Regions from separate parts of the Homo sapiens genome. Here region 2 is linked to region 1. A link is an interaction called in ENCODE POLR2A ChIA-PET data of the cell type or tissue named here. Cell type or tissue: A673. All regions are shown on one strand.

What was found. Peaks named below come from ENCODE experiments on the same cell type or tissue, not always from the same donor. Only the 100,000 strongest peaks of a DNase experiment are listed, where the experiment ranks them.
Region 2: POLR2A ChIA-PET joins it to region 1 with 6 read pairs; 2 of 35 experiments call an interaction of 5 or more read pairs at or near these places.

Annotation. Positions count from the first base shown.
Region 1 is chr10:106,148,016-106,153,015 of GRCh38, forward strand. All of the region lies in intron 1 of LINC02624 (long intergenic non-protein coding RNA 2624), which reads left to right. Among named protein-coding and RNA genes, the nearest start is that of LINC02624, 10 kb to the left of the region's middle. In A673, no CTCF peak of the experiment used is centred here; a DNase peak (open chromatin) is centred at 2,336; H3K27ac peaks cover 1,073 bases.
Region 2 is chr10:105,866,487-105,871,486 of GRCh38, forward strand. No RefSeq gene overlaps it. Among named protein-coding and RNA genes, the nearest start is that of LINC02627, 49 kb to the left of the region's middle. In A673, no CTCF peak of the experiment used is centred here; no DNase peak of the experiment used is centred here.

The sequences.
Region 1 (5,000 bases):
GAAAAGGTAGAGAGAGACTAGCTGCCAATAAGCCAAAGCATTCATTGCTTGCAAAGTAGAAGCAAATGTTGCTCACATCAGAGCATATGAAGCAAGGCCTCCTATTTCAGTGTGTGTTGGTATCCATACATTTCTTTAAAGAAAAGGTCAATTTATACTCGGTTATATTTGATTATTAAAGGCTAAGATGCTGCATTTGACTGTGAATCTGGAAAACCCTCAATCCAAGAAATTCTCAAGAAAGGTAATCTCAGATTCCCAGGAGCTCAGGTTTCAAAATTCATCAGAAAGAAAGTACTAGTGGAGGACTGCTTGGAGAATATGCTACCTCTTGATGACACTGGGTTCTCTAAAATCTATCCTTCCATTGAGTCAGACCATCTGAGAAACAAACTTGTCCAATCTATCCCTCCTACCTGCTCACCATAGAATTGCTTTTACGGAATCAGAGTTTGCTGCAATGCTATAAATATACACTGATGATACTTACATACAGCATAGCCACATGTTCTGGGGTGCCTGGGAAAATCCTAGTTTATGCCTATTGTCCCAACATAATGACTGATGATAAATGCTTTTCCAAGAACCATTTTTCTCTTAATGAAGGCAACTTAAACAATTCAACCATTTTTTAAAAAAAATCATAGGGAAAAGGAAACAAACAAACAAACACGATTTAGTGGACCCTCTTATTTTTCCTAAATCAAGTGGGAAGAAAGAGAAGCATTCTCAACCAATGGATTTTCACCATTCTAGAGCAGGTATGGCAAATACTGACACTGAAAAAGGAAAATTAGTTAACGTCTTTCTGCTTCTTGGTCACCAAGGAAAGTGGATCTTGACTTGAATCACAAGTGGCACAGTGTTTCTGTGATCAGGGTTCAGCAAATAGATGGCAGTTGTATGACCTGATACATGCTTGCTCTCTTGCCTCAGGTTGCCCTGGAGAAATGACCAAAAGGCCATAGGTCCCTCACTTTTTGAGGACCACGTTTCACTGCAAGCAGCCAAGCATCTAGCACCCAGAAAGATTAGATAAAAACAACTCACCAATCCTTTTCAAATATATCACTTCCCTTTAAAGTACAGCTATTTGTTCCAGGATTCAACTAGCGACACAATATTCTAGTTATAGCATTTCACTATATTTTTAATATACCCAAATTTTAACTAATTTATGGGACACCAAAATGATCAAGTGGAGAGTACAACATTTGTTTTGGAGGAACCAGACTCTAAAATATTATCATCTACATCCTTTTATTTTCTTTAGTTTACATTTATTATAGCTTGTTATTTTAAATCATTGTTGGAACAAGGCAGTTTATAAATAAAGAATAGAAAAGTACGAATGAAATAGTGAGATGGCATGATATTTCCCAGGGTTCCTCAAACCATACTGAGACCTTCCAAGGGAAGAATGATCCTTGTTTATTTAACAATCAACAAATAGCAATGTGCACTACGTTAGGAAAGATAACACTATATCACCCCCTGAATATTCTGTGTAGCTTTAGGTGGTCTTACTTATTTCCTTTCCTTCTCTAGTAGTAGAGTGCAGTTGCACACAATGAGCATCTCTCCGATATGCAGCTCTTTTAATGAACAGCTCATATATTTGCTCAAAAGATAGGCCTGGGGAAATATAAGGCAATGGAAGATTTTGTTCTGCCCACTAATTTATTTAAAAATCCTTTGGATTGAGTGGAAAGACAGTTTTAATGGTCTTTTTACATCCTACAAGAAATATAATAATCACCAGCTAACCCAAACATAACTTTTGAAGGAATCATAGCTAAAGAAGAAAATGGGAAGGTAGTGCTGTGGGTTAACTTGTGTCCTCCGTAAAGATAAACTGAAGTCCTAAACCCCAGTACCGATAAATGTGACCGTATTTAGAAATAGGGCCTTTACAGACATAAGTAGTTAAGATAGTATCATACTAGGTACAGTGAGCCCTATATCCAATGACTGACACCTTTATGGAAGGCCATGTGAAGACACAGAGACACAAAGACTCAGAGGAAAGAAGGCCACATAACAACTGAATTAGATATTAGGATGATAAAGCTACAGTTCAAAGAACAGCAAGAACTGCCAGTAATCGCCAGAAGCTGGAAAAGACACAAAAACATTCTTAAATAGAGTCCTTAGAGGGAGCAGGAGCCTGCTGACACCTTTGTTTCAGGTTTCTAGCCTCCAGAACTGTGAGAGAATACATTTCTGTCCTTTTAAACCATATATTTAGCAGTACTTGGTTACAGCAGCCCTAGGAGATTACAGTAAGGGAAAAACTCCCTTTGTTAGGATCCCCTTATCACTTCCTTTCCAACTTCTTAATCTCCAGGGTAATATGCATTTTAATGAGATTCTATATTTTAAGTTAAAAGATGACAGTATAGTTTGCTAGTGAACAGCGTGAGCTTTGGAGAAAGAAAGATCTGAATTTAAATCTGGCTTTACCATTTAATTAATGAAGCATCTGGGCCAAGTCACTTGATCGCTCTAATATTCAGTTTCATTATAATTAAAGTGGGAATAATTACAATGTCTACTTAGAAATGTGATCATATAAGTAAATAATGAGCATTGACCTTACACGGGATAAAAGGCACAGAAATCAAAGACATTAAAGTCATAAAAAAGAAGTTAAATTGTTTGCAGATGCCATGATATTACATATAGAAAACCCTAAAGATCACCAAAAAACTGTTGGAACTAAGAAAGGAATTCAATAACATTTCAGGATACAAAATCAACATATAAAAATCAGTTGTTTTCTATACACTAACAACAAACTATCTGAAATCTGTAAGATATTGAATAAAGAAATTGAAGACATAAATAAATGAAAAACTATTCTGTGGATTGGACTGGAAGAATTAATATTGTTACAATGTTCATACTACCCAAAGAGGTCTATATGCTTAATGCAATCCTTATCAAAATTCCAGTGACATTTTTCACAGAAATAGAAAAAACAATCTAAATTTGGATGGAACCATTACATAGCCCAAATAACCAAAGCAATTCTTAAGAAAGAACAAAAAAGCTGGAGGCATCACAGTCCCCGATTTTAAAATATATTACAAAGCTATTGTAATCAAAACATCACGGTACTGGCACAAACAGACACATATATTCATGGACAGGAATAGAGAGCCCAGAAATGAACCCATTCATATATGATTAATTACACTTTGACAAGACTGCCAAGAATACACAATGGGGAAAAGATAGTCTCTTCAATAAAGGGCGATGGGAAAACTGGATATCCATGTGTAAAAGAATGAAATTGCACACTTCTTATATACCATATTAAAAAACTAACTCGACATAGATTAAAGATTTAAATGTAAGACCAGAAGCCATAAAATTCCTAGAAGAAAATAGGGGAAAACTCCATGATATTGGTCTTGGCAATCACTTTTTGGATATGACACCAAAAGCATAGACAATAAAAGCAAAAATAAACAAGTGGGACTACATCAAATTAAAAAAAAAAAAATCTTCTGCATAGAAAAGAAAACAATCATCTGGACATGATGTCAAATGCCTGTAATTCCAGCACTTTGGGAGGCTGAGGCAGGAAGATGCCTTGAGCCCAGTAGTTTGAGACCAGCCTCACCAACATAGTGAGACCCCATCTCTGCATTTTTTTTAATTAGCTGGGCATGGTGATGCATGCCTGTAGTCACAGTTACTTGTGAGGCTGAGGTGGGAGGATTGCTTGAGCCTGGGAGGTTCAGGCTGCAGTGAGCTGTATTCATGCCAGTGCACTGCAGCCTGGGTGACAGAGCAAGGCCCTATCTCAACAAAAAAGAAAAAGAAATCAACAAAATGAAAAGGCAACCTACAGAGTGGGAAAAATATTTGCAAACCATGTATCTGACAAGGTATATGGAAATATATAAGGAATCCAAATAACTCAATATATATGACAATATAAAAATACAAATAAACCCGATTTAAAAATGAACAAAAAACCTTAATAGACATTTTTCTAAAGAAAACATACAAATGACCAACAGGTATATGAAAAAGGTGTTCAACATCGCAAATCATCAAGGAAATTCAAATCAAAACCATAGTGAGATATTGCCTCACTCTTGTTAGGATGGCTATTATCAAAAAGACAAGAGATAACAAGTGTTGGCCAGGGTATGGAGAAAGGAAACCCTTGTACACCATTAGTGGGAATGTAAGTTGGCACAGCCATTATGGAAAATAGTATAGAGGTTCCTCAAAAAATTAAAAATAGAATGATTATATTTTCCAGCAATATATACTTCTGGGGCTATATCTTGATAACTTGAAATCAGTATATAGAAGAGATATCTGCACCACATGTTGATTGCATCATTATTCAGAATAGTCAACGGCTACACATAATCGAAGTGTCCATTAATGGATGCCACATGTATCATGGAATATTTATCAGCCATAAAAATAAGGACATTCTGCCATTTGTTACATCATGGATAAACCTGGAGGATATTATGCTAAGCGAAATAAACCAGACAGAGAAAGAAAAATACTATATAATCTCGCTTATGTATGGAATCTAAAAAAGTAAAACTCATAGAAGCAGAGAGTAGAACAGTGGTTGTCAGGGGCTGAAGGGTGGAGGAAGTGGAGAGATATTGTTCATAGGGTACGAAATTTTTAAAATTATTGTTCAGTTTTGTTAAGGTATAATTGACAAATATAAATCATATATATGTATGAACAATGTAATTTTTTGATATATGTGTTGTGAAGTGTTTAAATCAACCTAATTAGCATATGCATCACTTCACGTACTTAATTGTTTGTGTGGAGAACATTTAAGATCTACTTGCTCAGCATGTTTCAGGTATATGATACATTACTATTAACTGTAGTCACCATCCGATCAGACTAAAACTTTGTAAAAAGGGTAATAACTTTTTGTTGTAAGACGAATTGTTGTGAGTACTAATGGATAGCATGGTGACTATAGTTAATAACACTGTATGGTA
Region 2 (5,000 bases), 280 kb before region 1:
AACTTTTTGCTGTGTCTTCATGTGGCCTTTGATCAGTGCATGTAGGTGGCTGGAGAGATAGATATTGCTCTCTTCTTCTTACAAGGCCACCAATTCTATCAGATTAAGACCCTATCCTTATGACCTCATTAACCTTAATTACCTCCTAAAAGCTTAAATACAGTCATATTTGAGGTTAGGGTTTCAGCATAAAAATTTGGGGGAACACTATTTGATCCATAGTGGTCACCTACCTCATATTTAACCCCTGACTGCATCTTACCTTTCTTTGCTACAAAATACATTTTCACTACTTATTAAAGAAAATGACAATGGAATTGCCAGGTCCTAAGGGAAGGATGACTTTGAGTACAGAGATACTAGAGGTAGAGTGACAGCTATGAAGCTACATCAGTGATAGGTTAGGTACTGATTTAGACTAAGATCATGATTTAGACTAGGATAGATGCAGGCCAAAGAAAAAAAAATTACAAGTCAGAGAGATTTTACACAAAAAAACTATATTTGACTTCATGAGTGTAAAGCAAAAAAATGTGTAGACTTCAGCCCTGACCTGAAACATATGATGGAATTTAGTTTTTTACAAAAATCTCACAAGTCATTGGAATCAATTCTGAAAGTTTTTCAAAACATTTCTGTAACTTATCGATTCACATTTCATAATTTCTTAGGATAGATTCCAGGAATCTGTATGAAAAGCCACTGGACAATTTGGATAATAATCCAAATTTGGAAAGCACTGTTCAAATTAACAATGACTAAAGAATTTCCCATAGTTTAATATTTACTAAAATATATTCAGCAACAGTTGAATGGAAGGAAATAAATTTGAATTTCCAGTTAAAAAATACATTCTAATATTTGATAGTGCAGTAAGGAAATCAGAGTTAGCAATAATTTATTGTGTATTTCAAATAGCTAGAAGAGAAGAATTATAATGCTCTAATACAAAAAAAAGGTAAATGTTTAAGGTTATAGATTTCCCAATTACCCTGATTTGTTGATTACACACTGTATACAGGTATCAAAATATCATATGTACCACTAAAATATGTACAAGTATTATATATCGATTAAAAATAAAAATAAGGTGAACATGAACATAAATAGTTCTAGTCATTCCTAGATATTTTTGGATATTCTTCAGTTTCTAAGAATCTCATTTTAAGAGAAATTTTCAGATATCTTAATTTTTTCTGGTAGAACCTATTTTTCAACAGTATAAGCAAAACATCTTACAGGAATTTATATCTTTGTGCTTTATTTCCACTTGTAAAAGCAGCTTTATAAATGCTATTTAATTTGCTACTCACAGCCTGGAAATTAATAGCCAAAGTCTTTGAGCATTTATGCATAACCACGTACTATGCTGAACACTTTGAATATATCACCACATTGAATCCTTCCAACGACCCAATAAATAGATACAATCAATGTCTCGCTATTAGACCAGTAGGTTCAACCCCTGAGGCTTACAGAAACCAACAAATTGTCCAAGTTGACAAAATTGATAAGTAGTGAAGTCAAGTCTCAAGCACACAGAATTGGGCCATCAACTGAGGCTTTTACCATTATATCAGTTATATATCCCACTTTAATTAAAGACACAGTCAACATGTGTCACTTATGTTGCAGTTTGAGGACAATGGGAGCAATAAGCTAAAGCCATTGACATATATTTATAGAAAACCAGTGTACTTTTCACACTTCCATATTTTAAAATATGTAGTTCTTTCTCCCCAAAATATCTATTTTGGTAAGGTGGATGTGATGAAACCCAAATCATGCTTCAGATAGCCATCAAAACAGGGTAGAGTGTTCATGCCTTTCTAGAATGAAGATGATTTACTGGGTGTCCATTAATAGCTTCCTCCAAGAGAGTGAAGAATCTACAATTGCCCCAGTATGTTCCAAATTTGGGGACTGGAGAGATGAGGCTGTCAGTCAATGTAATAAGGGCCTTGTTCTGCAAATGCCCCTGAAGTTAACTAAAGTCTAGATGACAGCACCATTACTGAGGGCTCTGAGACCTCAACAGTCTATACTTGCATGAGTTCTCTGGCATTATACAACATAACTACTCATAGGCCTCCTACCCCTAGTCTTTCTCTTCCAAAAGCTTTGGACTTGGTTTAGCTAAGCCTACTATTTTGTTCATAGGGGAAATAAAGAGTTCTTTGTATTGTTATTAGAGACAAAAAAAAAAAAAAAACAAAAAGAGAGAAAGCTGGACATTAGCCTTGGCCCCAGAGTCTGTCTGTACTCTAATGCAAGTTCTTGTTAATAGGCACTTGTGATTTTTTGGTTTTTCCCATATCCTATGTAGAAATAATTCTTCTTTCATACAAATACCTATTAAAAAGCAGGATACACAGAGTGTCACCTAGTCACCAAGAAATGTATTTGTGAGGCCCTTGAACTATAATAATAAATAACATTTATCAGATTATTTGCCAGGCACTGCTTCTTGTAGGCATTTTTCTTGTACTATGTTATTTTACTCTCATTACAACCCAACAAGATTAACATTACTTGTAACTCCACTGCACAGATACAGAAACAGGCCCAGAGTTATTATAATAGTTAAGTAATAAAGCCATGATTAAAACCAGGAAATGTGTTACTAGAACCGGTCTTCTTAACCACTCACCTATACTTATCCTCTCCAGACTCTGGGCTGTGTTTCAACTCACTTTAGCAGGCTGCTAACATCAAATGTTTAAATATATTGAGCTACCTCTGAAAGGGGTGTTCCCTGCCAAATACTGTCTGTAAGCAGTTTTCAGACTACCCTAAAGTGAAGTAGATTAATACAGGTAAGGATGTGAGAGAGATATAATCAATCTCTATCAACTTCACATATGAACCCCTAATAGATGAGAAAACTTGATGTTACTCTGTAGAACATCTGTGCTCTTTGTATATCCTTAAAATGCCCTTTCATTATTAATGCTCTGATGTGCCTCCACTTGTTTTCCCAATTCCATCAAATAGCTAATCACTATGGTTTTAACTTATTTTAAACAATTTAAAGGCAACGATGTTCTGGAAAAAAAAAAAAAAAAACACATAGAGTCAAGTCAATAAAAGCAATAGAACAAAATCACCATTCCCCAAACAATGCTCTAGGGGACTACTTCAGTTTCTATTTTATTGGAAACAATGATCAAGTGAAAATCATTCCTTAATACACTGAAAGTCTACCTATGTGTGTGCAATTTCCAATTCTATCTGGCTCTGTTCCTTAAAACATGGGTGCTTATGAATGAAGACAAAGCCCTCAAGGCTAGTAAAAGGCACAGCAAATAAACTGCTTTTTCTATCATTTCCACCTTTAGGAGAAGACTAAGTCCCATATATAGCAGGACACAGTCAAATGGGATATTATTTTCTTAAATAAATCATAGTTCTAGTCATTCCTAGATATTTTCAGAAATTAAATGTGTGGTGTGATAAAATAAACATATAACTCTATTCTAAATTTCTTTACTTTATTGAGAACTCTTAATGGGTTAGGATCTAAATTTGTTTGCTTGAGACAGGGTCTTGCTCTGTTGCCGAATCTGGAGTGCAGTGGTGTGATCATGGCTCACTGCAGCCTCGACCACTGGGATCAAGTGATCCTCCCACCTCAGCCTCCTGGGTAACTGGGACTACAGGCTTGTGCTACCATGCCATGCTAATCTTTTGTATTTGTAGAGACAGAGTTTCGCCATGTTGCCCAGACTGGTCTTGAACTCCTGGGCTCAAGTGATCTGCCCTCCTCAGCCTCCCAAAGTGCTGCGATTACAGGCATGAGCCACCAGGCCTGCCCATGTATTTTGTATATTATCTAAACAATGGCTCATAGTAGATGGTCAACACATTCTTTTAATGAAGGAATTGAACTTTCTTAGTCTCCATATGCTTTCCTACAGTATTATCTGGTAAAGATGCATTGAACACTTATTTTACGCCAGGCACTGATATCACATTTATTATTAAGTCCCTTATGTGCTACTCATAAAAGAGTTAATGATACAACTTTAAAAAATACATTTTATTGTGTATATTTAGTGTATATTTAAGGTATACAACATGATCTTATAATATACACATAATAAATATGTAATATATAATAAAATAGTTACTATAGTAAAACAAATTCACATATACATCATCTCCCATAATTACCCATTTCCCTATCCCATGGCAAGAGCAGCTGCAATCTATTCATTAATCAAAAATTCTGAATACAATATACTATTACGGGCATACCTTGGAGATATTGTGGATTTGGTTCCATACCACCCACAATAAAGCAAATATTGAAATAAAGCTAGTCACACTATTTTTTTTTTTTTGGTTTCTCAGTGAATATAAAAGTTGTTTTCATAATATTGTAATCTATTAAGTGTGCATTAGCATTATGTCTACAAAAACAATATACATATTTTAACTAAAAAATGCTTTATTGTTAATGATCATCTGAACTTTCAATGAATTGTAATTTTTCCTTATGGAGAGAGTTGCCTCGATGTTGATAGCTGCTGACTGATCTGGGTGGTGATTGATGAAAGCTGGGGTGACTGTGGCAATTTCTTAAAATAAGACAATGAAGTTTGCTGCCTCTATTCATTGGTCTTTTCATAAGAGATTTCTCTGTAGCATGTGATGCTGTTTGTTGACATTTTATCCACAGTAGGACTTTTTTCAAAATTGGAGTCAATTCTCACAAAACCTGCTGCTACTTTACGAACTAAGTTGTTGTAACATGCTAAATCCTTTGTTGTCACTTTGACAATGTTTACATAATCTTTACCAGGAGTAGATTCCATCTCAAGAAACCACTTTCTTTGGTCATTCATAAAAAGCAACTCGTCATCCATTAAAGTTTTATCATGAGATTGCAGCAATTTAGTCAGGTCTTCAGGCTCCACTTCTAATTCTATATCTCTTGCTATTTCCACCACATCTGCAGTTACTTCCTCCACTGAAGTCTTAAACTCCTCAAAGTCATC